Regions from separate parts of the Homo sapiens genome. Here region 1 is linked to region 2. A link is an interaction called in ENCODE POLR2A ChIA-PET data of the cell type or tissue named here. Cell type or tissue: Panc1. All regions are shown on one strand. Each heading gives the region's core, and the rest is flanking DNA. Links, peaks and the distances in the headings are about the cores only. Region 1 overlaps NIBAN3 (niban apoptosis regulator 3). Region 2 overlaps UNC13A (unc-13 homolog A).

What was found. Peaks named below come from ENCODE experiments on the same cell type or tissue, not always from the same donor. Only the 100,000 strongest peaks of a DNase experiment are listed, where the experiment ranks them.
Region 1: POLR2A ChIA-PET joins it to region 2 with 8 read pairs; 6 of 35 experiments call an interaction of 5 or more read pairs at or near these places.

The regions. Positions count from the first base shown.
Region 1 is chr19:17,537,848-17,553,182 of GRCh38, reverse strand. It overlaps NIBAN3 (niban apoptosis regulator 3), which reads right to left. Exons shown (of 15, transcript NM_001321827.2): 6 at 13,918-14,033; 7 at 13,732-13,836; 8 at 13,418-13,580; 9 at 12,601-12,791; 10 at 10,889-11,047; 11 at 9,750-9,866; 12 at 9,552-9,659; 13 at 6,386-6,497; 14 at 3,656-3,739; 15 at 1-1,397. The coding sequence ends at 1,285. Among named protein-coding and RNA genes, the nearest start is that of COLGALT1, 10 kb to the left of the region's middle. RefSeq lists silencers at 6,839-6,888, 13,077-13,396, 13,807-13,896. In Panc1, for the core only: no CTCF peak of the experiment used is centred there; no DNase peak of the experiment used is centred there.
Region 2 is chr19:17,610,859-17,626,193 of GRCh38, reverse strand. It overlaps UNC13A (unc-13 homolog A), which reads left to right. Exons shown (of 44, transcript NM_001080421.3): 35 at 1,242-1,365; 36 at 2,647-2,652; 37 at 4,324-4,362; 38 at 5,472-5,501; 39 at 7,232-7,288; 40 at 7,693-7,773; 41 at 8,345-8,492; 42 at 14,339-14,431. Among named protein-coding and RNA genes, the nearest start is that of COLGALT1, 63 kb to the right of the region's middle. In Panc1, for the core only: no CTCF peak of the experiment used is centred there; a DNase peak (open chromatin) is centred at 8,873; H3K4me3 peaks cover 1,092 bases.

The DNA.
Region 1 (15,335 bases), core at 6,124-11,123, 72 kb after region 2:
CTCCTGAAAAGTAGAAAAAAGCTATGAACAGGCAATTCACTGAAATTAAAAAAAAAAAAACTACAAACATGTAAATGGCTAATCAACATATTTGGATTTTGTTTTTTGAGACAGGGTCTCACTCCCATCACCCAGGCTGGAGTGCAGTGGTGCAATCACCACTCACTGCAGCCTTGAGTTCCCAGGCTCAGGTAAATCTCCCATCTCAGCCCAGCTTCTTTTAAATTTTATTTATTTATTTATTTATTTATTTATTTATTTATTTATTTTATTTTTTAGTAGAGACAGGTTTCACCACATTGCCCAAGCTGGCCTCAAAACTCCTTGGCTCAAGCAATCCACCTGTCTCAGCCTCCCAAAGTGCTGGGATGACAGGCGTGAGCCACCACTCCCGGCCGCTAATTTTGTATTTTTTGTAGAGATGAGGTCTCACTATGTTCGCCAGGCTGGTCTTGAACTCCTGAGCTCAAGTGATCTGCCCGCCTCAGCCTCCCAAAGTGCTGGGATTACAGGTGTGCACTGCCACGCCTGGCCATAATAAACTTATTTGTAAGTTCAATTTAGTCAAAGAAATTCAAAATAAAATCATGAGATTTCTGTGTGTGTCTAACTGGCATAGCTTTTTTCTTTTCATGAAAAGTCCTAGTGTTTAGAAAGGATTTGGAGGCTGGACATAGTGGATCACTCCTATAATCCTAGCACTTTGGGAGGCCAAGGCAGGAGGATTGCTTGAGTCCAGGAGTTTGAGATCAGCCTGGGCAGCATAGCGAGACCTTGTCTCTATTATTTAAAAAAAAAAAATTAGGCCACGTGTGGTGGCTCACACCTGTAATCCCAGCACTTTGGGAGGCTGAGGGGGGCAGATCACTTAAGGACAGGAGTTCGAGACCAGCCTGGCCAACATGGTGAAACCCCATCTCTACTAAAAACACAAAAATTAACCAGGCATGGTGGCGGGTGCCTGAAATCTCAGCTACTCGGGAGGCTGAGGCAGGAGAATCGCTTGAACCCGGGAGGCGGAGGTTGCAGTGAGCCGAGATCCTGCCACTGCACTCCAGCCCGGGTGACAGAGCAAGACTCAGTCTCAAAAAAAAAAAAAAAATTAAAATAAAGAAAGCCTTGGGGAAAATACACAAATAAATGCTGCTGCTTGGAGTATAAAATGGTACAGTTTTCTGAAGTTGCAGGGGTTACAAAAGCCTAAAGATGGCACATCCGTTTTGGCCCAGAAATTCCACTTGTAGACATTTATCCAATAGAAACAAGATAGATGTGGGTGAAGATTCAGCTCCGGAATGTTCCTGGAGAAGGCGGTGGGCAGAGTGGCTGGATCTGGGCACCAGAGTCTGGCTGCCTGGGACAAGCCCCTCCTTCCCGCTCAGCCTCAGTTTCCTCATCTGTATAATGGAAAATATACGGACGTCAAAAATCAGATGTGTCAGATGCCTGGCATGTAATAAGTGCTTAAAAAATCAGAGTTAATAGAGATGTTGGCTGGGCGCAATGGCTCATGCCTGTAATCCCAGCACTCTGGGAGACCAAGGATCAGGAGTTCAAGACCAGCTTGGCCAACATGGTGAAACCTCATCTTTACTAAAAATACAAAAATTAGCTGGGCATGGTGGTGGGCGCCTGTAATCCCAGCTACTCGGGAGGCTGAGGCATGAGAATCGCTTGAACCCGAGAGGCAGAGGTTGCAGTTAGCCGAGATCGCGCCATTGCACTCCAGCCCGGGTGACAAGAGCGAAACTCCATCTCAAAAAATAAAAATAAAAAAAAAGAAATGTAGGCCGGGTGCAGTGGCTCACGCTTGTAATCCCAGCACTTTGGGAGGCCGAGGCAGGTGGATCACCTGAGGTCAGGAGTTCAAAATCAGCCTGGCCGACATGGTGAAACCCCATGTCTACTAAAAATACAAAAGTAGCCGGGCGTGGTGGTGGACGCCTGTAATCCCAGCTACTGGGGAGGCTGAGGCAGGAGAATTGCTTGAACCCGCAAGGTGGAGGTTACAGTGAGCCAAGATGCTGCCACTGCACTCCAGCCTGGTGACAGAGCGACACTCCATCTCAAAAAATAAATAAATAAATAAATAAAAAGAAAAAGAAATGTATAAGCAGCCAAAAGATGAAAGGGTGAAGGATAGGAGAGAAGGTTCTCAGAAAAGGAGCTAAAAGCAGCTCCTAAACCTCCCGGACAAAGGTGAGGGGCACCAGTGAGGCTACCCTGGTGGACAGCCCTCTGTTGAAATGACAAACACACATACTTTAAATTCTGAGGGTTCCCATTGCGGGATTTGCCCACAGGAACCTGCATTTGAAAAAAAAAAAAAAAAAAAAAAAGTATGTACAAGATTAATCCCTGTGGCATTGGCTGTTAGTATGGAAGACTAGAAACCAAATGCCTGTTGGTTTGGTTCTGGTTAAATAAATTCAGGGGCCCATCTACAATCCCTCACATCCAATTGCAAATCCTGAAATATTCTAACACTCATGTTTGTATTTGTTAGTTTGTGTTTTTGAGACAGGGTCTCTCTCTGTGGCCCGGGCTAGAGGGCAGTGGTGCAATCATAGTTCAATGCCACCCCATCTCCACGGCTCAAGTAAACCTCCCACCTGGGCCTCCCGGGTAGCTGGGACTACAGGTGCATTCCACCACACCCAACTAATTTTTAAAATTTTTGTAGAGACAGGGTCTTGCTATGTTGTCCAGGCTGGTCTCAAACTCCCAGGCTCAAGCAATCCACCTATCTTGGCCTCCCAGAGTGCTGGGATTCCAGGCATGAGCCACTGTGCCTGGCCTTAGAAGTCTTTCTAGGACTGTTTAACTATTTATCCAAGTTAGTGTAAATATTGATCAGTTTCTCTGTCCCAGATCAGCTAGGAAGTGTATTAGTTAGCTATTGCTGCATAAAAAAATTATCCCCCAAATTATGGCCATCTTGGAAGCTCTTGCTGGTGGTAAACCTAAGGCCCCTGTCACTACAATCTCCCTTTCCAAGTTGGCGACAGGAAGTAGCCATTGGGAGATGCCCCCTAAGTCCTAGGATTAGAGATGGGATACAAAGGCTGGGCCTGGTGGCTCACATCTGTAATCCCAGCACTTTGGGAGGCTGAGGCAGTCAGATCATGTGAGGTCAGGAGTTCGAGACCAGCCTGGCCAACATGGTGAAACCCCATCTCTATTAAAAATACAAAAATTAGCTGGGCATGGTGGCATGTGCCGCCTGTAGTCCCAGCTACTCGGGAGGCTGAGGCAGGAGATTCACTTGAACCTGGGAGGAGGAGGTTGCAGTGAGCTGAGATTATGCATTCCAGCCTGGGCAACAGATCTAGACTCTGTCTCAAAAAAAAAAAAAAGAGAGAGAGAGAGAGAGAGATGGGACACAAATTCACCACAATCTCAGCCCCCCAGGGCTGAGCTCACATGCATGTCAGAGCCTGGGTTTAGAGGGTCCCTCTGTGGCTCAGATGCACTCCACAACTTCCCACTGAGCTTGTTCACGAGCTTGGCCAGGCTGGCTGGGTAAGGAGACAAAGTGCATTCTGTTCCGTCCATGAACCCACACTCATGACAATCCCATACACCCCATGTGGGCCTCCACCTCCCCACCCCCAGCAATCACTGGCATGTTTCAGAAGCCTGTGAAGTTCCCCACCTGCTCCCTCCTGTTCCCATGGGACCTCCAAGCAGCCGTCCAGAGTGCAGGATACATCATTGGCACCAAGGGTCTTTTTCAATTCTGAAATGAGATGAACTCTTGGACACACCTGGGGAAGCCCAGGCATCAAGGGGCTTCCCTGCATTTTCCCAGAGAGACTACAAATGTCTCAAGCAGAAATCCTAAAGAGGTGGCTCACATAGAGCCTCTCTCCAAGCCCGCACCCATGGCAGACATTGCTAACCGATCCCTGCACCCTTCACTGAGCCTGGACACTGCCAGTCCCACCTCCCAACATGCTGCTCTAGGCAGACATCACAAATCAATTCAGGATGGACCCACTTAAGGATACATAAAATCTTTAGGAAGAGAAACTTATTGAGGTCAACTGTTTCTGGATTTAATTCTGCAGTCAGAAAATAGCTTTTATTCCTATTTAAAACTTCTGCTATTTTAAGGAAGCTCCATTTTTCTTGTTTAGATGCTCACAGACACATCCTCTCCCTCATTCCCTGGCTCCCAAGAACCCACCATCTATGGGGGTGTCTCCCAACTCTCTGACCTCACCTTATTTAAAAAAAAAAAAACAACTTTTTTTTGAGATGGAGTCTCGCTCTGTCGCCCAGGCTGGAGTGCAGTGGTGCAATCTCGGCTCACTGCAAGCTCCGCCTCCTGGGTTCACGCCATTCTCCTGCCTCAGCCTCCCAAGTAGCTGGGACTACAGGCATGTGCCACCATGCCCAGCTAATTTTTGTATTTTTAGTAGAGACGGGGTTTCACCATGTTGGCCAAGCTGGTCTCAAACTCCTGACCTCCAGTGATCCACCCTCCTCAACCTCCCAAAGTGCTGGGTTTACAGGCGTGAGCCACAGTGCCTGGCTGCTGAACTCACCTTCTATGTCTGTTCTTCCTCTTTCCTTCAAATGAGGGCTCTTTGAGATTCCCCTCTGTTCTCCACACACCTTCCCTGGCTTGTGGAACCCCTCTCCTTCACTTAGTGACACCTGAAGCCCAACACTTCTGGCACCTCCAGCTCCCACCCGCACCTCCCTCCTAGACTCTGTTCCCTTGGCTGCTGCCCCTGCTCGGGCCTGTCCTTTGTTCCCAGAACCGGGGCCTCAGCCTCCTCCCTCACTTCCAGTCTGGCTTCTGTTGACCTCTGCTCACACACCCTCCATGGCTCCCCACTGCCTGCACCATAAGTCTAAATTCCTCTGCCTGTCATTCAAGGCCTTGCGCATCTTCCAGCAGCCTCCAGCCTCCCGCTCCGTGCCCTTGTGCTGGCTGCATGGATGCTCACATTCCCTGAATCCCCACTGCATCCTGTTCACCCCCCAATCAGTGCACACATCTCAGTGATCATGGGCATTAATTAATCCATGAATGAACTCAGGAAGCAGGAGGGAGAAAGATGTTTCTGGAGCTCCTTCCCAGCTCGGGAGCTCCTAAGAGGCCAACTCCAAGTCTGAAAACCTCTAGGGCCTCAATGCCAGCCCAGAGAAAAACAGGGAGTGGTTGTTAAATGAATAAATTTAAATGTCTATCCGTAGTTTTGTTTGTTTTAAGACGATGTCTCTCACGCCGGTAATCCCAGCACTTTGGGAGGCCAAGTCAGGCGGATCACGAGGTCATGAGTTCGAGACCAGCCTGGCCAACATAGTGAAACCCCATCTCTACTAAAAATTCAAAAATTAGCCAGGTGTGCTGGCATGCACCTGTAGTCCCAGCTACTTGGAGGCTGAGACAGGAGAATGGCTTGAACCCAGGAGGCGGAGGTTGCAGTGAGCCGAGACCATGCCATTGCACTCCTGCCTGGGTGACAGAGTGAGACTCTGTCTCAAAAATAAAATAAAAAATAAAAGATGGAGTCTTGGCCGGGTGCGGTGGCTCACGCCTGTAATCCCAGCACTTTGGGAGCCCAAGGGGGGAGGATCACGATGTCAGGAGTTTGAGACCAGCCTGACCAACATGGTGAAACCCCATCTCTACTAAAAATACAAAAATTAGCCGGGCGTGGTGGCACATGCCTGTAGTCCCAGCTACTCGGGAGGCTGAGGCAGGAGAATCACTTGAACCCAGGAGGCAGAGGTTGCAGTGAGCCAAGATCGTTCCACTGCACTCCAGCCTGGGTGACAGAGCGAGACTCTGTCTCAAAAAAAAAAAAAAAAAAAAAAGACATAGTCTCGTTCTGTCGCCAGGCTGCAGTGCAGTGGCGCGATCTTGTCTCACTGCAACCTCCGCCTCCTGGGTTCAAGCGATTCTGCTGCCTCAGCCTCCCGAGTAGCTGGGACTACAGGCATGTGCCATCATGCCCGGCTAATTTTTTGTATTTTTAGTAGAGACGGGGTTTCACCATGTTGGACAGGCTGGTCTCAAACTCCTGACCTCAAGTGATCTGCCCACCTCAGCCTTCCAAAGTGCTGGGATTACAGGTGTGAGCCACCACACCCAGCCTCTATCAGTAGTTTTTGAACTCTGCCTCCTTCTTCTCATCCTGAGAACTCCTATACATCCCTCACAGCCCCAGTCCAACGGCCCTTCCTTCAGAGAGTATCCATCCCTGCCCCTCTGAGCTCCTCTACCCTGGACCTCCTCAGGCCAAGTCCTGACTTAAGGTCAAATGGCAAGTATTCACAGGAAGTGAGAGTCGATGTGGCCCTGGTGGGGCTCGGTACATACAGCCAAGGGACGCCAGGCTCCTCTGAGCCATGGCAGGGCGGGACTCACCTTGGTCAATCCTCTGCAGCAAGCACCCCCGGATGACGTCCTCATAGATGCCCTCAGTGGTCAGAGCCTGGCTGCCCACGGCAAGGACATCCCCCTCGAACTCAGGCAGCTCCTGGAACCATGGCGGGTTAGGGGCTCGGATGGAGAGGAGGGCCCCTCTAGAGGCCTACAACACAGGCTTCTGCCCTAGCCCTGGGCCTGATTAGCTGTGGGGTTGGGGGGCGGGGCTTGGGCCTTAGTTTCCTTATCTTTATTTTTAAATATTTTTATTTTAAAATAAACAGGCCGGGTGCGGTGGCTCATGCCTGTAATCCCAGCACTTTGGTTGGCTGAGGTGGGCGGATCATGAGGTCAGGAGTTCAAGACCAGCCTGACCAACATGGTGAAACCACCGTCTCTACTAAAAGTACAAAAATTAGCTGGGCGTGGTGGCGGGTTGTGGGCGGCAAGCCACCCAGGTGCTGAGGCAAGAGACCGAGGACATGAGCTGTTCCAGTATAACAAAATATAAAACAAGAATAGTTATACCAGATATAGATATTAGATATGATTATATATGAATATCATTAATGATTAGTTGGTAGCAGTTACTCTTTATTCCAATATTATAATAATCCTCACTCTACAATCATAACCTAGGAAAAACCAGGCCATACAGAGATAGGAGCTGAGGGGGCATAGTGAGGTATGACCAGAAGACAAGAGTGCGAGCCTTCTGTTATGCCCGGACAGGGCCAGCAGAAGGGCTCCTTGGTCTAGCGGTGACGCCAGCGTCTGGGAAGATGCCTGTTGCCAGGCAGACCGTGGTCTAGCGGTAGCGAAAAGTGTCAAGGAAAAACACCGGCTACTTAGCAGACCGGGAAAGGGAGTCTCCTTTTCTCCGGGGGAGTTTAGAGAAGACTCTGCTCCTCCACCTCTTGTGGAGGGCCTGATATCAGTCAGGCTTGCCCACAGTTATCCAGAGACCTAACCGTCTCCCTGTGATGCTGTGCTTCAGTGGTCTCGCTCCTAGTCCGCCTTCGTGTTCCATCCTGTACACCTGGCTCTGCCTTCTAGATAGCAGTAGTCAGTTAGTGAAAGTACTAAAAGTCTCTGATATGCAGAAATAATGGCTTAAGCTGTCTTTCTCTTTGTCTCCTCTCTCTCTCTGCCTCAGCTGCCAGGCAGGGAGGGGCCCCCTGTCCAGTGGACACATGACCCACGTGACCTTACCTATCATTGGAGATGACTCACACTCTTTACCCTGCCCCTTTTGCTTTGTATCCAATAAATAACAGCGCAGCCAGACATTCGGGGCCACTACCGGTCTCCGCAACTTGGTAGTAGTGGTCCCCCGGGCCCAGCTGTCTTTTCTTTTATCTCTTTGTCTTGTGTCTTTATTTCTACACTCTCTTGTCTCTGCACACAGGGAGAGACCCACCGACCCTGTGGGGCTGGTCCCTATAGCGGGTGCCTGTAATCCCAGCTACTTGGGAGGCTGAGATGGGAGGATCGCTTGAACCTAGGAGGTGGAGGTTGCAGTGAGCCAAGATCACACCACTGCACTACAGCCTGGGCGACAGAGTGAGACTCCGTCTAAAAATAAAATAAAATAAAATAAAATAAAATAAAATAAAATAAAATAAAATAAAATAAATAAAATAGTCTCTCTCTGTCACCCAGGCTGGACTACAGGGGTGCAGTCATGGCTCGCTGCAGCCTTGACCTCCCAGGCTCAAGCGATCCTCCCACCTCGGCCTCCCAAGTAGCTTGGACTACAGGCGTGCACCACCACATCTGGCGAATTCTTGTATTTTTTGTAGAGGTGGGGTCTCACTATCCCAAAGTGCTGCTATTACAGGCATGTGCCACCACGCCTGGCCTCAGTTTCCTTATCTTTAAAATGGACTCAGTGGCCCATATTCTCTAGTGTTGTGGAAAGGATTCATGGGATTAATTAGGCACAGCAAATCACACCTCACAGGGAATAGTATGAGTGTCTCAGCTGAGACTTCCCCAATTCCCAGCCACTTCCTCTAGAGGATTCTGTTTGTACCCATGTCAGACACCCGCCTGGTGCCCATGAGCCCTGTGTGCCTAGGTACCTAGGACTCCCGCTGACCTCCTTCCCACTCTTCCACTCACTGAGCTTCAGCCACACCCACCTTGTCACTGTTCCTCCAACACACCAGGCATGGTCAGGCCTCAGGGCCTTTGCACATGCTGTGCCCTCTGCCTGGAATGCCCTTCCCGGGACATGGCCCATGCCTTCATTTCACAGGGACATCCTTCCTGACTCCCTGGTAACTCCCCACCCAACCCTTACCCACTCTCCATCCACCTCCTCCCTCCACTGATGCCCATGTCACCAGGTGATATGCGATGTGTGGGACCCATCCCAGCTCTTCTGTGGCAGACACAGGGTAATGAACCCCGTCATAGGTGAAGCAGAGGGCATTGTGGAAGCCCAGAAAAGCCACCTGACCCAGCTCCAGGGCTCAGGGTATGGAAGTCTCTTAAAAAGAGACAGGCCCTTGCTCTGTTGCCCAGGCTGGAGTGCAGTGGTGCGATCCTAGCTCACTGCAGCCTCGACTTCCTAGGCTCAATTGATCCTCCCACCTCTTGGCCTCCAGAGTAGCTGGGACCACAGGCACATGCTGTCACGCCTGGCTAACTTCTGTATTTTTATAGAGATGGAGTTTCACTATGTTGTACAGACTGATCTCCTGGCCTCAAGCAATCCCCACACTTTGGCCTCCCAAAGTGCTAGGATTAAGGTCAAATGGTCTCTAATGATCAAAGAGCATTCTTTTTTTTTTTTTTTTTTGAGACTGAGTTTCACTCTGTCGCCCAGGCTGGAGTGCAATGGCGCGATCTCGGCTCACTGCAACCTTCCCCTCCCGGGTTCAAGCGATTTTCCTGCTTCAGCCTCCTGAGTAGCTGGAATTACAGGCGCCCATCACCATGCCTGGCTAATTTTTTGTATTTTTAGTAGAGACAGGGTTTCACTATGTTAGCCAGGCTAGTCTCGAACTCCTGACCTTGTGATCTGCCTGCCTTGGCCTCCCAAATTGCTGGGATTACAGGCATGAGCCACTGCGCCCAGCCTCAAAGAGCATTCTTGCCCACTTTAAGTGGATGCATGGTGATGCTGTCAGACCCTCTTGCACACTTCCCATTAACTCACCTTTTTGCAGCCTGGCTCGAGTTGGCTCAGCACAAAAGGTAAAAAGATGCAGAGACCCCAGCCTCGGATGAACCTCCTCTGCGCCAACCCGCTGTCCGATTTGAATTTCTGCACAACACACCCAGCGGTGCGTCCAGCAACCATCTGAGCACCCAGGCCCACTGCCACCCCATGCCACCCCGTACCCACAGAACACACCTTCAGCACGCGCCCCCTGACTCTCTCCAGCCTCTGGGCAGCCTGGTCACAGTTGAGGGCCGTCGTCAGACACTGGTCAGCCAGCTGCAGGAAGGTGGCCACGGCGTCAGCCATGAGCTGTGGGAGGAGATGCTATGATGACCCCAGAATCTGTGCTCCAGCCTCCCGGGCCCCACTCCTGCCCAGCTGACCCCTTCTCAGCATCCAACCTGTTCCAACCAGCCACCTCTGCCCAACCTCCTCCTCCTTGTCCCAGGAAACACCTTTCCCCTCCTCTCAGGACCTGGGGATTGTCTAGTCTGTGGGGGACTATGTGCAAACTGACAGAAAGCCCCTTCCCTCTGGGAGATGGTGCCAGGATGCCCAGAATGGGGAGTAGGGAGCCAGCCAGAGTTCAGCCTCCTCCACTGAGTGCTTTTGTGCAGTGCACAAACTGAACAACTGTGCCAGGTAGTGCTGGATCATCTCACTCTCTGTCTTCTTCTGTCACCATGTCCATCAGCAGGTCCCATCTCAGACTTCAAAACACTTATTGCTTCTCCCCACTGACATCCCCCATCCTGGTGCAGGCCTCCTCCCTGCCTCCTCTTTTCCTGTCCCCAACAGCCTGTGCTCCCTATGGCAGGCAAAGCTTCCTAAACCTTAAATCCAGCCATGCCCTCCCCCTGCTCACATACCTGCTCTGGCTCCCCATTGCCCTCAGGAAAGAGCTCACCCCTTAGCCCCACGCTCAAGGCACTGCGCGATCTGCCCGTCCATGTCGCCGGCCTATCTTCCCCATTTCTGAAAAATTGCTCCACGTTCCCCAAATGCAGACAAGCACTCTCAACACTATTCACTCGGGACTGGTGGCAACGCCATTCCTCCCATTGCTCTCCCATGTTGGAAGTCCCCTCCTCCTGAAAGTCCTGTCAACCCCAGAGGTGGATCAGGAACATCCTTGGCGCTCCCTGTACACCCTGCCCCAGCTCTGTCCACCACATGTGGCTGCTGCCTGGTCACGGGCTCATGTCCCCATGAGACTGGCAGCCCCGCGGAGTTGTCTCGATCATCGTGGTCTCTCCAGGGCACACTTAGCAGGAGGTCAGTGGAGGCTGTCTTCACAGCCTGGCCTCATCCCAGCCTCCTCTCACCCTCACCTGCTGTGCAAGATCTTGGGCCCCAAACACGAGGCTCTGCATCCCCAGAAAGCCAAACGGTGCTGCCAGCTGCCCCAAGCGCCCCCGGCTCCGCTCGGCCTCACGGTAGCATGTCTGCATCAGCGCCAAGTCCCACGGCATCTCCCCAAATGAGTAAACCTGTGCTCCCGGAAGCAGTTTTGGGGGAAAAATGCTGTCAGCTGATTGCAAAGGGCCAGGGACCCCATTACCAATTCACCAAAGGAGAAACACAAATGAAAATACATCCCGTCTCAGCTGTCACCAAAGAAACTCATAATACAATAGTGGTGGGCCAGGCATGGTGGCTCACACCTGTAGTCCCATCAGTTTGGGAGGCCGAGGTGGGTGGATCACTTGAGGTGAGGAGTTCGATACCAGCCTGGCCAGCATGGTGAAACCCTGTCTCAACTAAAAATACAAAAATTAGCTAGGTGTAGTGGCACACACCTGTACTCCCAGCTACTTGGGAGGCTGAGGCATGAGAATTGCTTGAACCCAGGAGGTTGCAGTGAGCCAAGATCGCACCACTGCACTTCAGCCTGGGCGGCAAAATGAGACTCTGTCTCAAAAATAAAATAAAATAAAATAAAATAAAATAAAATAAAATAAAATAAAATAAAATAAAATAAGTAGCAGTGAGGCACGGTGTCATGGACATAAAATGATAAAACCTGAAAAAACTATAACAAGCGATGCTGGCACAATTGAGAGGAAATGAGCACATTTCCTGGCCCAGATCTGTGAATACCATCTCATGTTCTGTCTGTGCTGGGCCCTGGGGCTGCAGAAATGGAATACTCTAACCCAGTCTCTGCTTACAAATTAGGGGAGACAGAGTATAGAAATCACCCACAGTGGTATGAAAGTCAGGCTGTGATAAGAGAAGCACAGGCTACTGCAAGACATAGAGGGGACCAGGGACAGTTCCTGGAGAAGGTGATTAGGAAATGGAGGCTTAAGAATGAGTTGAAGGTTGCCTGGTACATAGTAGGTGCTATTCTATGTATGTATGTATGTATGTATGTATGTATGTATGTATGTATATATGTATGTATGTATTTTAGGTGCTACTTGTATATCAGATGCACTGAGGTGACCTGCCTTGAGCAGAATTCTCTGGGTTGTTGCCCTACAGGGGAATGGGAGGAGGAGTTTGGGGGATGACCTCAGACTGATTTTGCTAAATTGCCACTTTTCTCATCCAACTCCTTTCCCCTCACGTTTTAAACTGTGTTCCATGGCCAGTGCGGTGGCTCAAGCCTGTAATCCCAGCACTTTGGGAGGCCAATGCAGGCAGATCGCTTGAGCCCAGGAGTTTGAGACCAGCCTGGGCAACAAAGCAAGACCCCCATCTCTACAAAAAAATTAAAAAATTAGCTGGGCTTGGTGGCGTGCGCCTGTATTTCCAGCTACTTGGGATGCTAAAGTAAGAGGATTGATTAAGCCCGGGAGGTCGAGGCTGCAGTGAGTTAAGATTGTGCCACTACACTTCAGCCAGGGTGACAGAGCGACACCCCTGTCTCAAAAACAAAAAACAAACAAAAACTGTGCTCCACTGACCATAGCATGGTGATGGGTCCACAATAAGTAAAAAGCAGCCTAGAACAAATTCAGTGAAGATTCTCCACAGGAAAGACTCAAGTTAACACATCACCCTCTGGCTCACTGAACCCCTACCCACGGGAGCTCACCTCCCTGCGCAGCCGCGTGCCTGAGGGGCTCTGGCGCAGGCGGTGGGACAGTCGGTCCATGCCTTGAGCCAGGAGGGTCCGCACCGCCTCGAGCGAGGCTTCCACGGTGCGCAGCAGGGTCTGCACGACCCGGGGCAGCTGCGGGTCCACCTCCCGGCGCAGGCACGACTCGAGCGGTCCCCTGATATCCGCTGGGAGTGGAAGACACTGGTCTGGAGTCCCCTCCGCAAGGTGCCTCACAGATGGGGATGTGCAGGGGCCCTCGCGAGGGGGACGCGAGCAGGGACGCTGAGCGCCCTCTTCTACCCATTGTAATGATGAGAAAACTGAGCCTCGGAGGGGCGGGCCCAGTCAGGATTCCCACCTGGGTCTTTGTAGGGGCCACCTTGGCCCACCGCTGCCCATGTATCAGCCTTTACCCCCGCCCCTCCTCCGCTGTTCTACTTCCCAGGCCCGCCCACCCGCATTGGCCCGGCTCTGGGCCTCAACTCCTCGAGCCTCAGCCTCAAGGCCACGCCTATCCCCCGCTGAGGCCCCGCCCTTTTTGTATCCAAGCAGCCCCCTTAGGACCTGGTTTCCTCCGGACAGACTCTAGGCCCCGCCCCCAGTGCCTCGACCACAAGACCACGCCCACCGCCTCGCTTTGGCCCCGCCCCTTCCCCACCCGTTCCCTTGCACATCCTATGCTTGGCCCCGCCCCTCTCTGACCACGCCCCCATTTTACATAACTTCAAGCCCATTCTTCGCTTAGGTCACGCCCCTTTTTCCCCAGCATCGCCTCGCCCCTCCCAGCCCAGGCTCCGCCCCAGGGCCTCACTCCTCAGCCGCCCCGCCACACGCGCCCGCTGCCGCAGCAGCTGGTCCACGTCCGGGCGGATCGTCTTCTCCAGCGACGCAAGCAGCTCGTCCTTTTCGGGCTGGAAGGCGCAGAGCCCGGCGGAGGCCCCGGCCAGGACAGCTGCGTGAACGGCGTCTAGAAGCTGCCCAGACCGGTCGAGGGGGGACAAAGCCGAGACACGGGGCGGGGATGGGGGTCAGAGAGATCGGGAGAGGGTTTAGGCGACAGTCGTGGGAGGGGAACCCGAACGCCCGCATCCCGCCCCCTATCCCGGATCCGGACGCCGTGCATACCTCGGTCCAGGCCCAGGCGCGGGCGCGGCCTGCCCCCCGCAGGCCAGGAAGGGTCTGGGCTCGCAGCGCGGGAAGTTGCTCCCGCATCAGCACCGCGGTCAGCACCTGCAGGAGAGGGGGCCATGGGCGCCGCGGTCGGCCGGGAGGGTCCTGGGGGTCCCGGGTGCGGCCTCGCGGGGCACTAACCTCGGCGTCTGAGCCTAGGGTCACGTCGTCGTCGCCAAAGTGGCCTTGGTGCTGCCGGTAGAGTCGGACGGCGTCCAGGAAGGCCCGGGCAGCAGGGGCCTGGCTTCGCTGCAGGACTGAGAGGGGCTGCTCCTCAGTGCCTGCTGGTAGCTCCCCTGCCTGGCTCCCGATGGCCCGGGGAGGAAGCCCTCCGCCTGGCCAGGTCCCCAACACCCAAGTCTCACCCATCTCTGGAACTTTGCATAGGCAATGCCCTCCACAGGGAACACAGTCCCCCAAGACCATCATGTTTATTCAACTTAGAAGGAACCCTCTACTGGCAGCCACAGCCCCGTGACCAGCAGTTCAGGCCATACATACTGCAGCCACTAGCTGTTCCTCTAGTTGCATCGTTTGTGCAGTCAACAACCTGCCCAACTGTGTGTGTCAGTCCTGCTGCTCCCCTACTTTTTTCTTTCTCTCTTTCCCTTCCTCCCTTTCTTCCTTCCTTTCCCTCCCTCCCTCTCTTTCTTTCTTTCTCTTTCTTTCTTTCTTGCTTTCTTTCTTCTTTCTTTCTCCTTTCTTTTCTTTTTCTTTCCTTTCTTTTTCCTTCTTTTCTTTCTTCTGTTCTCTTCTCTCCTCTTTTCTTTTCTTTTCTCTCTCTTTCTCAGGGGGTCTCTCTGTTGCTCAGGCTGAAGTGCGGTAGCATGATCATTGCTTACTGCAGCCTCCAAGTCCTGGGCTCAAGTGATCCTCCCACCTAAGCCTCCTGAGTAGCTGAGACCACAAGCTCATGCCACCACGCCACTGTGCCTGACCTATTCCCCTTCTTCATCTGGCTGGCCCCTCATCTTTTTTTTTTTTTTTTTTTAAGACAGAGTCTCACTCTGTTGCCCAGGCTGGAGTGCAGTGGCACCATCTCGGCTTACTGCAAGCTCCACCTCCTGGGTTCATGCCATTCTCCTGCCTCAGCCTCCCGAGTAGCTGGGACTACAGGCGCCTGCCACCACGCTCGGCTAATTTTTTGTATTTTTAGTAGAGATGGGGTTTCACCGTGTTAGCGAGGATGGTCTCAATCTCCTGACCTCGTGATCCTCCCGCCTCGGCCTCCCAAAGTGCTGGGATTACAGGTGTGAGCCACCGCGCCCAGCGGCTAGTCCTTCATCTTTTACAGACCCCAGCTTCCCCTCATCTGGGAAGCCTGCTCTAACCCCCATCCCTCAGGCTGAGCTCCCATAGCACCCTGTGTGTCTCTGTTACAGCCCTAGTCACTCACAACTGCCTGGTGTCCCTTCTGGCTCCCCCAACAACCCATTTTCTTCTCGTGTGTGTGTGTGTGTGTGATGGAGTTTTGCTCTTGTTGCCCAGGCTGGAGTGCAGTGCCGCGATCTTGGCTCACTGCAACCTCCACCTCCCGGGTTCAAGTGATTCTCCTGCCT
Region 2 (15,335 bases), core at 6,638-11,637:
GATGGATGGATGGATGGATGGATGGATGGATGGATGGATGGATAAATGGTTGGATATGTGGATAAATATTTGGATGGATGAATAAATGTTTTGATGCATAAATGGATGGACAGATGGGTGGATGGATGAATAAATGGATGGGTGGGTAGATGGATGGATAGATAGGTGGATAAATATTTGGATGAATGAATAAATGTTTTGATGTATAGATGGATTGATGCATAGATGTCTGTCTGGCTGGCTGGATGGATGGATGGATGAATGGATGGATGGATAGGTCAATAGATATTTAGATCATTGAATAAATGTTTTAATGCATAAATGGATGGACAGATGGGTGGATGGATGAATGGATGGTTGGATGGGTGGGTGGGTAGATGGATGGATGCTGGATAGATATAGGTGGATAAATATTTGGATGGATAAATAAATGTTTTGATGCATAAATGGTTGGACAGATGGGGGGGTGGGTGGATGAGTGGGTCGATGGATGGATGGATTAATAGGTGAGAAATATTTGGATGGATGAATAAATGTTTTGATGCATAGATGGATGGACAGATGGATGAATGGACAGGTGGATGGATAGATAAATGGATAAGTGGATGGATGGGTAGAAGGATGCATGGAAGGATGGATGGATGAACAGATGGATGGATGGATGGATAGAAAAAGAAATAGAGAATTAAGGACCACTGGGGGAGGGATGGATTGGTGGGTGACTGGATCAGTTGGTGGATGGATCTTGGTGGACTGCCTGTCTCCTTCAACCCCTATCCATCCAACCACAATCTCTTTGCTGTTTTCCCTTTCAAGTCTGCCCTCCTCTGACCATTCCCCTCCTGTTCCTCTTGGGCATGGCCTTCTCCCTCATAGTCCCTGATCTCCATCCTTCCTGTTTCGGTTCATCCCCCACACTGTTCTTTCAAACATGAAAGTCTGGCTGTGTCTCCCTCTTGAACACTCCATGGCTCCCCACTACCCCCATCCTGATAAAACCCAAGCCTTCCTCCCAGACATTGGGGCCCCTTCCCATCTGGTCCCTGCTGACTAGTCCAACCACCACTCACTCTTCTCTTCATGCATCAGATATCATAGCCCCATCAAACCACCCAGGGGTCCCTGTACAGGCTGTGGGCCCTCTTTCCTATCTGTGGAATGCCTTGCCCACCTGTTAAGGGAAGGTGATCTGTGGGTGGGGGCGAGCTGGGCCCTCTCTCAGACCTGCCCCTCGTCCCCAGCCTGACCCTCTTTGCCAAAATCTGTGAGAAGACTGTGCTGAAGCGAGTGCTGAAGGAGCTGTGGAAGCTGGTTATGAACACCATGGAGAAAACCATCGTCCTGCCGCCCCTCACTGACCAGACGGTGAGACCTGCAGGGGGCCCGAGGGGACATTTAGGCCACCTCCCTGGCGAGAGCCCAGAAAACTTGGTGCCTAGAGGCTGGGGGGTAAGAACAAAGGCATCCGGTCTCAGAGAGGTCATCCAGGCTCAAGGGCCATTCAAGGGTCATGGAAGCCACCAGAGGTCAGTGGGGGGCCATTCAGAGGTCAGAGAGTTCACACAGGGGTTAAAGATCATCGAAGAGTTAAAGAGGTCATTCAGAGTCCATTGTATTTTCTCTGGGGTCAAAGACATCAGGTAGAGTCAAGAGACCACTAAAGTCATAGAGGTCACATGTAGGTCAAAATAGCTTTCAAAGGTCAGAGGTCATCTAGAAAACAGGTCAATTTTGGGATCAAGGTTATCCTTGAGCCACGGAAGGCATAGACATTGGCCAGGCACCGTGGCTCACGCCTGCAATCCCAGCACTTTGGGAGGCTCGAGGCGGGCAGATTGCTTGAGGTCAGGAGTTCGAGACCAGCCTGGGCAACATGGTGAAATCTCGTCTCTACTAAAAATACAAAAATTAGCTGGGTGTGATCCTGTGATCCTGGCTTCTTGGGAAACTGAGGCACGAAAACTGTTTGAACCTAAGAGGTAGAGGCTGCAGTGAGCTGAGATGGCGCCACTGCACACTCCAGCCTGGGCAACAGAACGAGACCCTTTCTCAAAAAAACAAAAAAAAAAAAGAGAAGGCATAGACATCAATGGGTTTTTCTAAGGGCTTTGGGGCTCATTCAAAAGCCAAAGAGGGGAGACACCATGGACTTCAGACATCAGAGATCAATAGACCAAGGGGCTCCTGGAAGTCAGCCAGAGGTCATGGAGGGCATCCAAGGTCAGAGAGGTCAAGCAGAGATCATTGGCCATCCAGAGACCAGGACCGATAGACCAGAGGCCATAATCTCTAGGGACCAAGGGGACCCAAACATCTGTAGAGGGATGTAGCTGGGCGTGGGTCCCTCCGGGAGGCATCAAGAACCTGAGGACAGCAATGGCATGTGGGCTGTGGGCACATTAGGGAGTGGGGAGGTCTTTCCCAGGTGGACCACGGAGGCTTGGGGAGGGTGAGCGGGGGCCATAGATGGGCGACGATGGTCGGGGAGGCTCGGACTTCCCATCCTTCCACCTCTTCTGGGCTGGGCTGGGGCAGGGGTCTTGCCCCTCCGTGCTGCCATCTCTGCCCCCTCCCTGGCCTTCCCGGGAGACTCATGGTACCTTATTCCCCCCTCCCCCACCGCCCCGCCCCCATCACGGATGACAGATGATCGTAAGTAGAGTCCCGTCTGTCCGTCTGTCTGTCCGTCCTCTCTGTGTCTGGACTCGGCCCACCGCGTCGCTGCACCCCTCTCCCCACCCACCCAGCGCCCCCTCCTCACCCACCATCCTCCCTCCCGCCTAGATGTGCCTGTGTCTGTCTGGGGCGGGGCATGGGGAGGGGGCGGGGCTGGGAGGGAGGGAGACCACGCCCACCCTCCCTGTCCCACTGAAGTCCAGAGGAGCCCCACTACCCACTCCCAAACCCCAAGCCCAGCTCCTCCTTCGCAGCGGACCTGCCGTCTAAGGGTAGAATCCAACCTTGCTCCCGTGCCCAGATGTCACCAGACGCCCTGAAGCTAGAAAGAGGATCAACCCCAGGATTCCTCTGACCTCCTCTTTGGGCTCTGAACTGTCAGCAGCTTCCCAGAATGCAGGTCCTCACCATGAGGGTCTCTACTTCTGATTCCTCTGAAATTCCATGCTCCAGACCATTCCTTGGTACCCCACCACCCTGTCTACCCAACTCCCGCCATCCACACCGACACACACCAATCCCAGACATACACCCAGGTGCCCAAGTGGGAGACTTTTGTCATGGCTTTGATGTCAGGTAGACTTGGGGTCAAATCCTAGCCCAGCCACTGTCTCTCTCTGTGACCTTGGGAAGTCACTTGACCTCCCAGCCTCTGTTTCCTTGTCTGGAAAATGGGGCTCATTGCATCACCTCCCTGAGGGTAGTTCTAAGAACCAAATGGCATGATGCATTAAAATACTCATCTCAGTATTGCCTGAACCCAGGAAGCAGAGGTTGCAGTGAGCCGAGATCGCGCCACTGCACTCTCAGTGACCGGCCCAGAGGCAGAGCTAATGGTGGTGGTGGTGGTGGTGGTGGTGGTGGTGATATGCAGACATGTGTAAGAGCAGAGACAAAACAACTTCAGATTTTCCCTTTGTGGGCAAGACAAGGCTGTTACAAGATTTCACTTTGTTAAAAGTTTACAAGGGCTCTTACTTCCTGGTAGCTGCAGCCTGGGTCTTTGGCTATAACCACTTGGTGGCAGCATACCCAACCACAGGCAATGCATTTGTAGGCAGGGGGAATAAAGGAATTCGCATTTAATGACTCCCCATATGCCAGGCCTTCTCATAGCTCCTGTTTCAGCTCACCTTCATGATAACCCTTTGAGTGAGGTGGATATTATTATCCCCATTTTGCAGATGAGGAAAGCTGAGGCTCAGAGAGGAGTCACTTGTTCAAGGTCATATAGTAAATATATGCCAGAATCAGGATTCAAATTCAGATCTGTCTGAATATGCAGCCCATTTGCTTTCCTGTTAACCCAAGAACCAAGAGTCTCATGTGTACAGTAAATGTAAATGGATTATATTTTGGCAGTGGCTTTTTTCCCTTCTTTCTGACTTTCTTTAGCTCTGTATCTGTATCTTTCTCTCTCTTTCCTGTCTCTGCCTCTCACACCATTTAAGAGTGAGTCACTAAAGCGCATGCACGTGTGTGCACACACACAGACACACACACAAACACACTATCCCCATGCAACCCAGTCACCAGTACCCTGTGCAGTGTGGATTCCCCCATCCCCATGAATATTCCTGTGAGCATCCCAGCTTCCCACCCTGCACGACTTGCCAGGTTGATCACCCTGTGACATTATCTCTGCAGGGGAACCTCTTGAGAAAACATGGCAAGGGATTAGAAAAGGTAATGAGGGCCTCGTCTCACTGAGGCCCTGAGCTCCAGTGTCTGGGCATGTGTGTGCATGTGTGTGCGTCTGTGCACCTGGGCAGGAAGGGCAGCTGGGGGTCGTGGGTAGGAGATAGCTCTCCTAACCAAGTCCTGCAAAACCAGAAGTCAGAGATGAAGTGATTCTCCAGGGACAGAACGTGCAGTGTGTGTGTCCACATGTGAACTAATGTGTGTGCACAAACAGCTCCCATCCTCCCACAGCAATACCCACAGGGCTCATCTGAGCCCTGGGCTCAGCTGAAATTCTGTGCCTTCTTGAGGAGCCTACACGCTAGATCACCACCCTGGACTGAGACGTGTTGTTTTTTACGTAGATTTCTTTTTGTTGCTGTGCTAATGGGTGTTTGTTGTTAAGGAGATGGGAGCTACAGCAACACGCAAGCAGCTGTCTTGCTGTACACTTGTGCAGAAGATATCGTTGTACATTTGTGTCTACAAATGGAGTCTTAGCTTTGTGAATGTGGGTCACAGGGGTTCCGTACTCTCTCTGCCAGCCCTTTGCGGGGCACATTCAGTGTCCCAGGCACCCTATATGTGGATGTGAATCCGTGTGGGGTCAAGAAGGGTGTGTGGGTTTTTGTGTGTGATATAATTGTGTACGTGCCTGCAAGTGTTTAGGAGTGCACGTATGTAGTTTAGTGTATGGGTTCTTCAGCACTGAGTGAACTTACAGTATATGTTAATATGTTTTTTGTAGACTTGGGTGCTGGGATATAGGGGCAGCCCCTTAGGGAATGGAGGAGGAGACAGATTCCTAGCCCTGTCTCATCTCCCCACCTCCCCAGGTGCCCCATCCTGGGGCAGGCTGACTGTGGGATGAGGCTGCTTCCAGCCTCCTGGGTACCCCGAGAGTGTGCTGGCAGTCAAGGAGTCTGACCTCTAAACCCCTGCTAGGGGACCAGAGGAGGTGCTAGCTGGGGAGGGGGCCCACCATTAGACCCAGGACCTGGGGAGGAGCTCCTGGGCTGGGAAGTGAGACTGTGCTTTGAGGGGGCAGGGAAGTCCCACTGAGTATCCTCCCAACAGTCACCAGAACTCTGACCTCCACCTGATTCTCTCCACAGGGCAGGGTGAAATTGCCAAGCCACTCAGACGTAAGACCGGCCTCTCACTGTCTGTCTGGCTCCCATCCCACTCCCCCCCACCCCACCCCTGTGCCCCCTTCCACCTCTGTGGTTCGTGCCGTCCGAGGGCGTACTGTGAACCTGTCTGTTGGTCTCTTCTTCCTTTGTCTGTCTGGCTTGCTCGTGGGGGGTGGTGGGTGGGGGGTTGGTGGGTAGGGCAGAGGGTACCCAGGAAGGCCCCTGAGCCCTGCCAGACTACAGGTGGGTGCAGCAGGGGAAACTGAGGCCCAGTCCGCTGGACCCCTGAGTAACTGTGCCTTGTAAGAACCTCAGGATCACAGACAAGAAATAAGAATAGTAACAGCCAAGATGATAATAGTAATACCTCTAGGAATGACCAGATGGCCAGCTGGTAGACTATGAACATAATTCCAAATATTTCCACAGTAAATGGGCCCCCTCCCCACCTAGCCTCACCCAGGACCCCCAGACCACCCCAGGACCCAGTAAGACAAGACTTGTTACCTCAATACTCAGCCCCACCCTGTCCCCCAAGTTACCATGGGTATCCCTGTTAGCCACAGTGGGAATTGAGGCTCAGAGCATTCAGGGACAAGCCTGGGGCCATCCAGCAGTGACAGAGGAGGCTAGACACATGCCTTCCAGGCTGGGACCCCGTCTCCCTTAGCATTGCCCGTGACTTTGAGACCAAGTGATAATTAGCGAACACTGAGCAAAGACTTGTTCAGTCCAGACTAAGCCACAAAGTGGATATAATTTTCCTCATCTAGATGGGAAAACTGAGGCTCAGAGAGGTTAAGTGCCTTGCCCAGGGCCACACAGCAGGACTGCAATTTGAACCCAGGCCCATCTGGCTTGTCAGAGCCATCACCACATCACCATCTTGCTAGTGTCTGTTTGGGGGTGGGGTGGAGGACGGATATGGAGGTGTTTGTATAGAGGGAGGATTTTTCCTTTAAAAGGTCAGACTGGCTGGCAATGTGGCTCACGCCTGTAATCCCAGCACTTTGGGAGGCTGAGGTAGGAGGATCGATTGAGCCCAGGAATTCAAGACCAGCCTGGACAACACAACAAGACCCCATCTCTATGAAAAAAATTTCAAAAACTAGCTGGATATGGTGGCTCACACGTGTAGTCCCAGCTACTGGGGAGGCGGGAGGATTGCTTGAGCCCAGGAGTTTGAGGCTGCAATGAGCTATGATCATGCCACTGCACTCCAGCCTGGGCAACAGAGGGAGACTCTGTCTCAAAAAAAAAAAAAAAGAAAAGAAAAATCAGACTGAAATTCCTCCCAGATTACAGGGGAAATTTCCCTGCAGAGGGGATGCTCCTTGAGGAGGAGGAAGTGTTTGACCAGAGCCATTTTCTGCAACCTCAGCCTAGCCTATTGTGTTCCCAAAGCTCCCTTTCCCTGGAAACCCTGCCCACACCCACAAACACCACCGTCTGAGGCTCCCCCAACCCACTGCCCCTCACAGTCTGGTCCCTGTCTGTTTCTCCTGTTACACAAGCCTGGGTGGGGCTGAGAGGGTGGGGGACTATCCTCACAGGACCGGGATTTTCAGGGACAAGGTCACCACATCCTCCTCAGTTCTTCCTGGGGAATTCCAGACCTCTGTCCCTGGGACACAATTATTGCCCTGCCCAGAGCCTTTGGGCAAGAACCAAGATGGTCTCTGGGGCTGGAGTGTCAGCTGTAGCACCCCTGCCCTCACCCAGCTGTATGTTGTTACCTGCAGGGAACCCAGATGATCTTCAATGCAGCCAAGGAGCTGGGTCAGCTGTCCAAACTCAAGGTGAGGAGTGGGGATAGATTATGGCGTGAGGGACTGCCCCCCAAACTCATGTGGCTTCCAGGTTGCCACCATCCTGGGGGAGGGGTCCCAGGATGATGACATGCATTACAGGCTCAAAGGACAGAAACTCTACTCACTGAAGCACAAGATATTTGCTCCCCAGTGTGTCAGAAAGATGTGAATGGTTCAGCTTCAGGTACAGCTTGATCAAGAGGGCAAGTCATTTATTCAACCAATATTTTTTGAGCACCTGCTGTGTACCAGTCACATATTGGGTGCTGGGATGATGAAAACATAGACCCTCAGCCCAGCTCCTCCAAGTTGAACAGGGATGAGACCCATAGACACAGATTCCAAAGGTGGAGCCCACTCCACCCACATGGCCCCTCTCCCCATCCATCCAGGATCACATGGTACGAGAAGAAGCCAAGAGCTTGACCCCAAAGCAGTGCGCGGTTGTTGAGTTGGCCCTGGACACCATCAAGGTGAGAGGCCCTACCCCTCCCCATCCCAGGTGGGGGATGTAGAGGGTGTGGCTGCTGTGGTCATGGACTTAGGCTCGCCTCGGACCCACATTAATTTGTTCAATTTATGGACACTCCCTCGTTCCCCTGTCTGTGCCAGAGCTGGGCTGGCTAATGCTGGAGCCTTAAGGAGCCCCAGGTCGGGGAAGACTGCTGGATACAGACATTCTCAGCCTTGTAGGATTAGGCTTGGGGTAGAGGGAAGGATGTGGGCTGGGGGAGCCCAAAGAGTGAGAAGGTGTAGAGGGAAGGATGTAAAGGACCTCGTGCCAGGCATTTCTTGAGGTGTAGAAGGGTAGAGGGAAGGATGGGGGCTGGGCGAGCCCAAGGTGGGAGAAGCCAGGCCTTCCTGGAAGACGGCATGTGAGAGGTGGGTTCTGAGGAATGCATAGGAGTTCACTAGGCAAAGCAAAGGAAGAGGTGAGAAAGTAGTAGCGGGAAGAATTGGGAGTGGGGACAGCAGGGCTACCCAGCCCTATGAGTGGGTAGAGGTTCCCACCATCCTCACCTCTCCCCACCCTGTCCTCCCCAGCAATATTTCCACGCGGGTGGCGTGGGCCTCAAGAAGACCTTCCTGGAGAAGAGCCCGGACCTGCAATCCTTGCGCTATGCCCTGTCGCTCTACACGCAGGCCACCGACCTGCTAATCAAGACCTTTGTACAGACGCAATCGGCCCAGGGTAAGGGTACCCAGACCGCATCACCCTTTCCCGCTCCGCGGAGACAGCCCCGCCCCAAGCCTGAACGGCTGCCATTGGCTCACTCCCCTGTGACGTCATGGATGGGGCGGAATTGACATCTCTGCACCAAGTCCAGGGACCAATGAGCGATCAAAGGTTCATGGGGGCGGGGCCTCTGACGTCACAGGCCTGGAGGTGATCGTCAACCCCTGGGAAAATCTGTGATGTCCTGGGGCCAGACAATGATTAACAGCTCTGGGATGGAATGTCTTTGACATCAAGGACCAGGGTAGGATTGATGACTCTTAGGTGTGGAACCTGTGACGTCGTAGGGCCACAAGGTGATTGTCATCTCCTGGGAAAATCAATGGTGTCCCAGGGCCAATGAATGATTGTCAGCTCCTGAGGGACCTGGACAGTCATGGGTCCAGGGAATCGTTGACAGCTCTGGGAGACTTCAGGAGTGATTGACAGCTCAGGATGGGCAGGACCTCTGATGTCAAGGGGTCAAGGAATGATTGGCAGGTCCATGGGTGGGAACTTTGACGTCATGGTCCCAGAGAGTGGTTGAACTCCCCTGAGGAGGGACCTCTGTGATGTCATGGGGCTAAGGAATGATTGACAGCTCCGAGGGCGGGAGGGACCTCGACTTGGTGGGGGAGGGTGGACGGAGAGGGAGTTCCCATTTCTCAAACTCTCTCTTTCTCTCTGTATTTTGCTTCGGTCTCCTGTCCCTCTCTGAGCGCACACACACGGCAGCTGGGGCTGGATGGAGGGCAGGATTCCCTGGGGACCCCCCCTTTTCAAAATTGGTCCCGACAAGGGGAAGAAGTTTGGCGGCTTGAACTCAGGAGGGGGAGGGAGAATCGCCATCGACACCCAGCCTGGGGCGAGGGGAGCAAAGCCCTGTGGCCTCCAACGGCCCCCTTCTCCCCCGATCCAGCCAGCCCAAGGGCCCTCCGTGGGCGCTGGGTCTCTGAGCTCAGCTTCCCTTCCAGTCCTGGCTGCTTTTAGTGTCCCTGGTGTCCCTGGAGCAGGAGGCTGTCTGTCTCTCCGTCTGTCTGCAGCTGACGTTTCTCTCTCTCTTGTTTTTCCTCCCTCTCACTCGCCGTCCCCTCTCCGCGCCTCCCCTGCCCCCTCCACACACACTCCTCCATCCTCACCTCTCACTGGCTCGTCTCTCCCCGCTCCCCATGCTTCCCACCTCTCTCCCCCTTCCACCCCCACCCCCAATTAGTCCATGGTGGAAAAGGTACTAGGTTTACCCTTAGTGAAGACATTTATCCTGAGAAGGGTACGTGCCTCCGCCTCCCGCCCGCCGCCCGCGCCTGGTGCCCGGTGCCTGCGCCCCTCCTGGCCCCGGCTAGTAAAAGGATCGTCCTTCTGCCTCAAGGGCCTGCAGGGCCGCCGCCCAGGCCTGAGCGGCTTGGAGGGCCCAGGCGGGTGAGGGGGAAGGACGATTTGCTGGTTCTACATGGGGAAGAAGCGATTCCAGTGGGAATCCCAGAATCCATTTCTCCTGATATGACATATTTTTTAAGCCAGATCCTGGGACCCCGGGACAGGCACCTGTCAGGTTAAGAGCTGGGCTCTGATTCCAGCCCAGCCACTCCACGGGTAGGCACCTTGGGCAAGAATCTGTCTCCCTGAGCCTCAGTTTTCTCATCTGTAAAATGGGGACAGTCAAGGACCCTACTTCATAGGATTATTGTTATTGATATTATTATTTAGAGACAAGGTCTCCTTCTGTCACCTAGGCTGGAATGCAGTGGTGCAATCACTGCTCACTGCAGCCTCCCTCCTGTGCTCAAGTGATCCTCCTGCCCCAGCCTCCCGAGGAGCTGGGACTACAGGCACACGTCACATGGCTAGCTAATTTTTAATTTTTTTTGTAGAGAGGTGGCCTCACTTTGTTGCCCAGGCTGATCTCAGTGAATACTTATCAGGCTCTAAGGCTGAGCAGGACCTTGTGCCAGGCATTTCTTGAAGAATCTGTGTTTGGTTTTGTTGTTGTTGTTTGAGACAGAGTCTCACTCTGTCACCCAGGCTGGAATGCAGTGGGGAAATCTCAGCTCACTGCAACCTCCGTCCGCCTCCTGGTTTCAAGCGATTCTTGTGCCTCAGCCTCCTGAGTAGCTGGGATTACAGGCCCGCACCACCACGCCTGGCTAATTTTTGTATTTTTAGTAGAGACGGGGTTTTGCCATGTTGGCCAGGCTGGTCTTGAACTCTTGGCCTCAAGTGGTCCACCCATCTTGGCCTCGGCCTTCCAAAGTGCTAGGATGACAGGTGTAATCCCAGCGCCTGGCCATTTTGTTTTTAATTTGAGGCAGACGCTGTCACCCAGGCTGGAGTGCAATGGCGAAATCTCAGGTCACTGCAGCCGCCACCTCCTGGGCTATGTTGCCCAGGCTGGTCTCGAACTCCTGGCCTCAAATGATCCTCCCACCTTGGCCTCCCAAAGTGCTGGGATTACAGGCATGAGCCTCCATGCCTAGCCTTCTTGGGGAAACTGAAACAGATTTCTTTAACTGCCCCACGAGGGGTACATCATTCCACAGATGAGATACTGAGAGCCAAAGGAGATTCAACCACTTGTCCGAGGAACCTTCCCCTGCAGGGGTCCCGGGACTTGGGGAGTGGGGAGTGGGGTTGGAAGAAGCACTGAGAGGCCCAGGAAAGACCCTTCCCCGCGAAGCCAGCAAAGCACGGGATGGGGGCACCCAGCACTGCCTCCCTCCCCCCTTCTTACTAGCTTTGGCCTTGGTCTGACCCCTCACCTGACCCACCACTGTCCAATTCCCCCTGGCACCCCCGGCACCCCAGTCTGGCCCGGATTGAGCTTGCTATGAAGCATCGGCCTGGGGGAGGGCGGGGCGGCTGAGCATGTGACTGGTGGCGGGGGGTGGGGGTGGAATGGGAGCCTGAGGCAACAAGGAAGACGGCCTGGGGCGTGCAGCAAAGACCGGGGCCACATACCCCAGTACTGGGGTGATGGGGGTCTCCAGGCCCCTGTGCTCCCCAACCCTCAGTCACTTCCTGTCCAGCGTGAGGTAACCCAATCAGCGTTTGACTGACCCAACCTCCCACCCTCACCTCTGACTTTCCCCTTCTTCTCCCCGTGCATGGGGTGGTCCAGGAGTGGGGAGTTGCCTGGTGGGGGGTGGGGAGGGGTTGGTGGAGGTGCTGGCGGTCACAGGTCCACAGGCCCCACAGGATGCCCTTTTGAGTCACAGAAGGCGGGACCGGGAGAGATTCTTTTAAGCTGCCCCATCAGTGATCCCCATTGGCACCATGGAGGACACGGCTGGTGGCCCCAAACAGAAGCCCACCACACCATGATTCAAGCAGACAAGGGAACTTTTTGACTCCATAATGGAAAAATTAGGGGTTGAGGCCTGGCGCGGTGGTGCATGCCTGTAATCCCAGCACTTTGGGAGGCCAAGTTGGGCGGATCACTTGAAGTCAGGAGTTTGAGACCAGCCTGGCCAACATGGTGAAACCCCATCTCTACTAAAAATAACAAAAATTAGCCAGGCGTGTTGGTGGATGCCTGTAATCCCAGCTACTCAGGAGGCTGAGGCAGGAGAATCGCTTTAACCTGGGAGGCGGAGGTTGCAGTGAGCCGAGATGGTGCCATTACACTCCAGCCTGGTGACACAGCAAGACTCTATCTCAAAAACAAAAAAGAAGGCCAGGTGCGGTGGCTCATGCCTGTAATCCCAGCACTTTGGGAGGCCGAGGCGGGCAGATCACCAGGTCAAGAGATCGAGACCATCCTGGCCAACATGGTGAAACCCCGTCTCAAAACTACAAAAATTAGCTGGGTGTGGTGGTGTGCACCTGTAGTCCCAGCTACTCAGGAGGCTGAGGCAGGAGAATCGCTTGAACCTGGGAGGCCGAGGTTGCAGTGAGCCGAGATTTCGCCATTGCACTCCAGCCTGGGCGACAAAGCAAGACTCCATCTCAAAAAAAAGAAAAAAAAAAAAAAAAAAAAAAGAAACTTAAGATTCTGCACTAGAAGGGAAATAGGGGTAAGGAAAATAAAAGATGCCGCTATGAGCTGTCACATCAGGAGGGATGAGGATTCTGGGCCAGGTGATGCAATGAGGTGACCTGTGGGGCTGGGTCAGAGTTAACAAGGGCAAGAATGGGGTGAGTGGGGAGAGGTAATAGTAACCTATTGGAAAGGGCCACTATTGGAAGGGGTGTTGCAGGTCACAAAAACCACTTTGATTATCTCAGAGTGAGGTGGGAGCCATGGAAGAGTTTGGTTTTGCTTTGTTTTGTTTTTTGAGACAGTCTTGCTCTGTCACCCAGACTGAAGTGCAGTGGCGGGATCATAGCTCACTGCAGCCTCAACCAGCTGGGATTAAGCGATCCTCCTGCCTCAGCCTCCTAGATAGCTGGGACTACAGGTGCATGCATCACCACACCTGGCTAATTTTCTTTTCTCTCTCTTTTTTTTTTGAGACAGGGTCTCTCTCTGTCACCCAGGCTGGAGTGCAGTGGTGCAATCTCAGCTCACTGCAACCTCTGCCTCCCAGGTTCAAGTGATTCTCCTGTCTCAGCTTCCCAAGTAGCTGGGATTACAGGCGTGCACTACCACACCCGGCTAATTTTTGTATTTTTAGTAGAGACAGGGTTTCGCCATGTTGGCCAGGATGGGCTTGAACTCTTGACCTCAAGTTATCTGCCCACCTCAGCCTCCCAAAATGCTAGGATTACAAGCATGAGCCTCCCAAAGTACTGGGGTTACAGGCATGAGCCACCACTGCCCGACCCATGGAAGAGTTTTGAGCAGAGGAGGGACATGATCTGACTTTTAAATGTTATTTATTTATTTTTTAATTTTCTGAGACAGGGTCTTGCTCTGTCACCCAGGTTGAAGTGCAGTGGTGCGATCTCGTCTCACTGCAGCCTGGACCCTTCTGAGCTCAAGTGTTCCTCCCACCTCAGCCACCAGAGTAGCTGGGGCTACAAGCACGCCCCACCATGGCCACTAATTTTTGTATTTATTGTAGAGATGGGGTTTTGCCATGTTGCCCAGGCTAGTCTCAAACTCCTGAGCTCAAGTGAGTTTGCCTCACCCTCCCAAAATGCTGGGATTACAGCTGTGAGCCACCGCGCCCTGCCGACATGATCTGACTTAATAGGATTTTTCTGGCTGGTATACTGAGAGTAGATGAAAGAGTGGAAGGAAGACCAGCAAGGAGGCTACTGCAATAGTCCAGGCATGGGATGCTGGGGGCAGGTGTAGGATACAGGGAAAAGACATGGCTCTGCTTCTGGATGTATTTTGAAGGTAGAGCTGGCAGGATTTTCCAGTTTATGGGCACCTAGGGAGGAAGTGAAGACAAAGAAGAGTGTCAAATATTGAGGTGCAGGGTCAGTTTGAGGACCCACGGAGGAGAAAATGACAAAAGGGGGTTGGAGGGAGTGACAACTATGTAGGATGAGAATCGAGTTGGTGACATTGTTGCAGCCAAGAGGACAAACAGCCACAGGAGGCCAGGGTGCCAGATGCTGCCAAGATGTAATGTAACATGAAGACTGAATTTTGACAACATGGCAATCAATGGAATAAGAAAAAAGAAAAGAATTGCATTAGGCTCAGAGAGGTTAAGCAATCTACCCAAGATCACACAGCAAGGCAGTAAAAGGCCAGAACCCAGGATTCTTGGCTTCCCAAGAGCACCTCCCATCCTGGCCCCCCATCAGTGCCTCCCTATCAGGGCTGATGACCTGGTGCCGCCAGCACAGGTGGGTGGGAGGCCGTCAAGGTCCCTCCTGGTGGGTGGGAAAGAACAGAGCTCACGCTGACCATCCTCCCCTGCCCTGCCCAGGCTTGGGTGTAGAAGACCCTGTGGGTGAAGTCTCTGTCCATGTTGAGCTGTTCACTCATCCAGGAACTGGGGAACACAAGGTCACAGTGAAAGGTGAGTGGTCTGAGGTGGGAGGGACTTGCTAGGTTCTAAAACAGAAACCAAACTCAAACTGGCTTAAGCAACACCCTTTTTTTGTTGTTGTTGTTTAATGGTCCATGAAACGGAAACGTCCAAAGGTGGCCACCTTCAGGCATGGCTGGATCCAGCAGTGTAAACAGTTTTGTAAGACTGAATCCCACTTTCTCCATCTCTCAGCCCTGCTTTCCTTTTCTTGGCTTTTGTTGACTAGAACACAGATTGGGCTGTTTTTGACATGGCTTAAATAAGACAGAATTAGGCCAGGCACGGTGGCTCATGCCTGTAATCCCAGCACTTTGGGAGGCCAAAGCTGGCGGATCAGGCCAGGAGTTCAGACCAGCCTGGCCAACATGGTGAAACCCTGTTTCTACTAAAAATTCAAAAAGTAGCTGGGTGTGGTGGCGTGTGCTTGTAATCCCAGCTACTCAGGAGGCTGAGGTGGGAGGATCGCTTGAACCCGGGAGGTGGAGTTTGCAGTGAGCTGAGATTGCGCCACTGCACTCCAGCCTGGGTGACAGAGTGAGACTCCATGTAAACAAACAAACAAAAATGATAGAATTGGTTTTTCTCTGGGATAACAGTTTAAGTAGCAACCAGCCTCGAGCTGATATGGAGGCTTCGCAGTGTTGGTGATCTGTGCTGCTGCCATCTTTTGTTGCATTTTCATCCCTAATGTGTTGTTGTTGTTGTTTGTTTGTTTTAGAGGCCAGAGTCTCACTCTGTTGCCCAGGTTGGAGCGCTGTGGTGCAATCACAGCACACTGCAGCCTCAAACTCCTGGGCTCTAGCGATCCTCCTGCCTCAGCTTCCGGAGTCGCTGGGATTGCAGGCATGCAGCATCACACCTGGCTACTTTTTAAATTATATTTTTGTAGAGA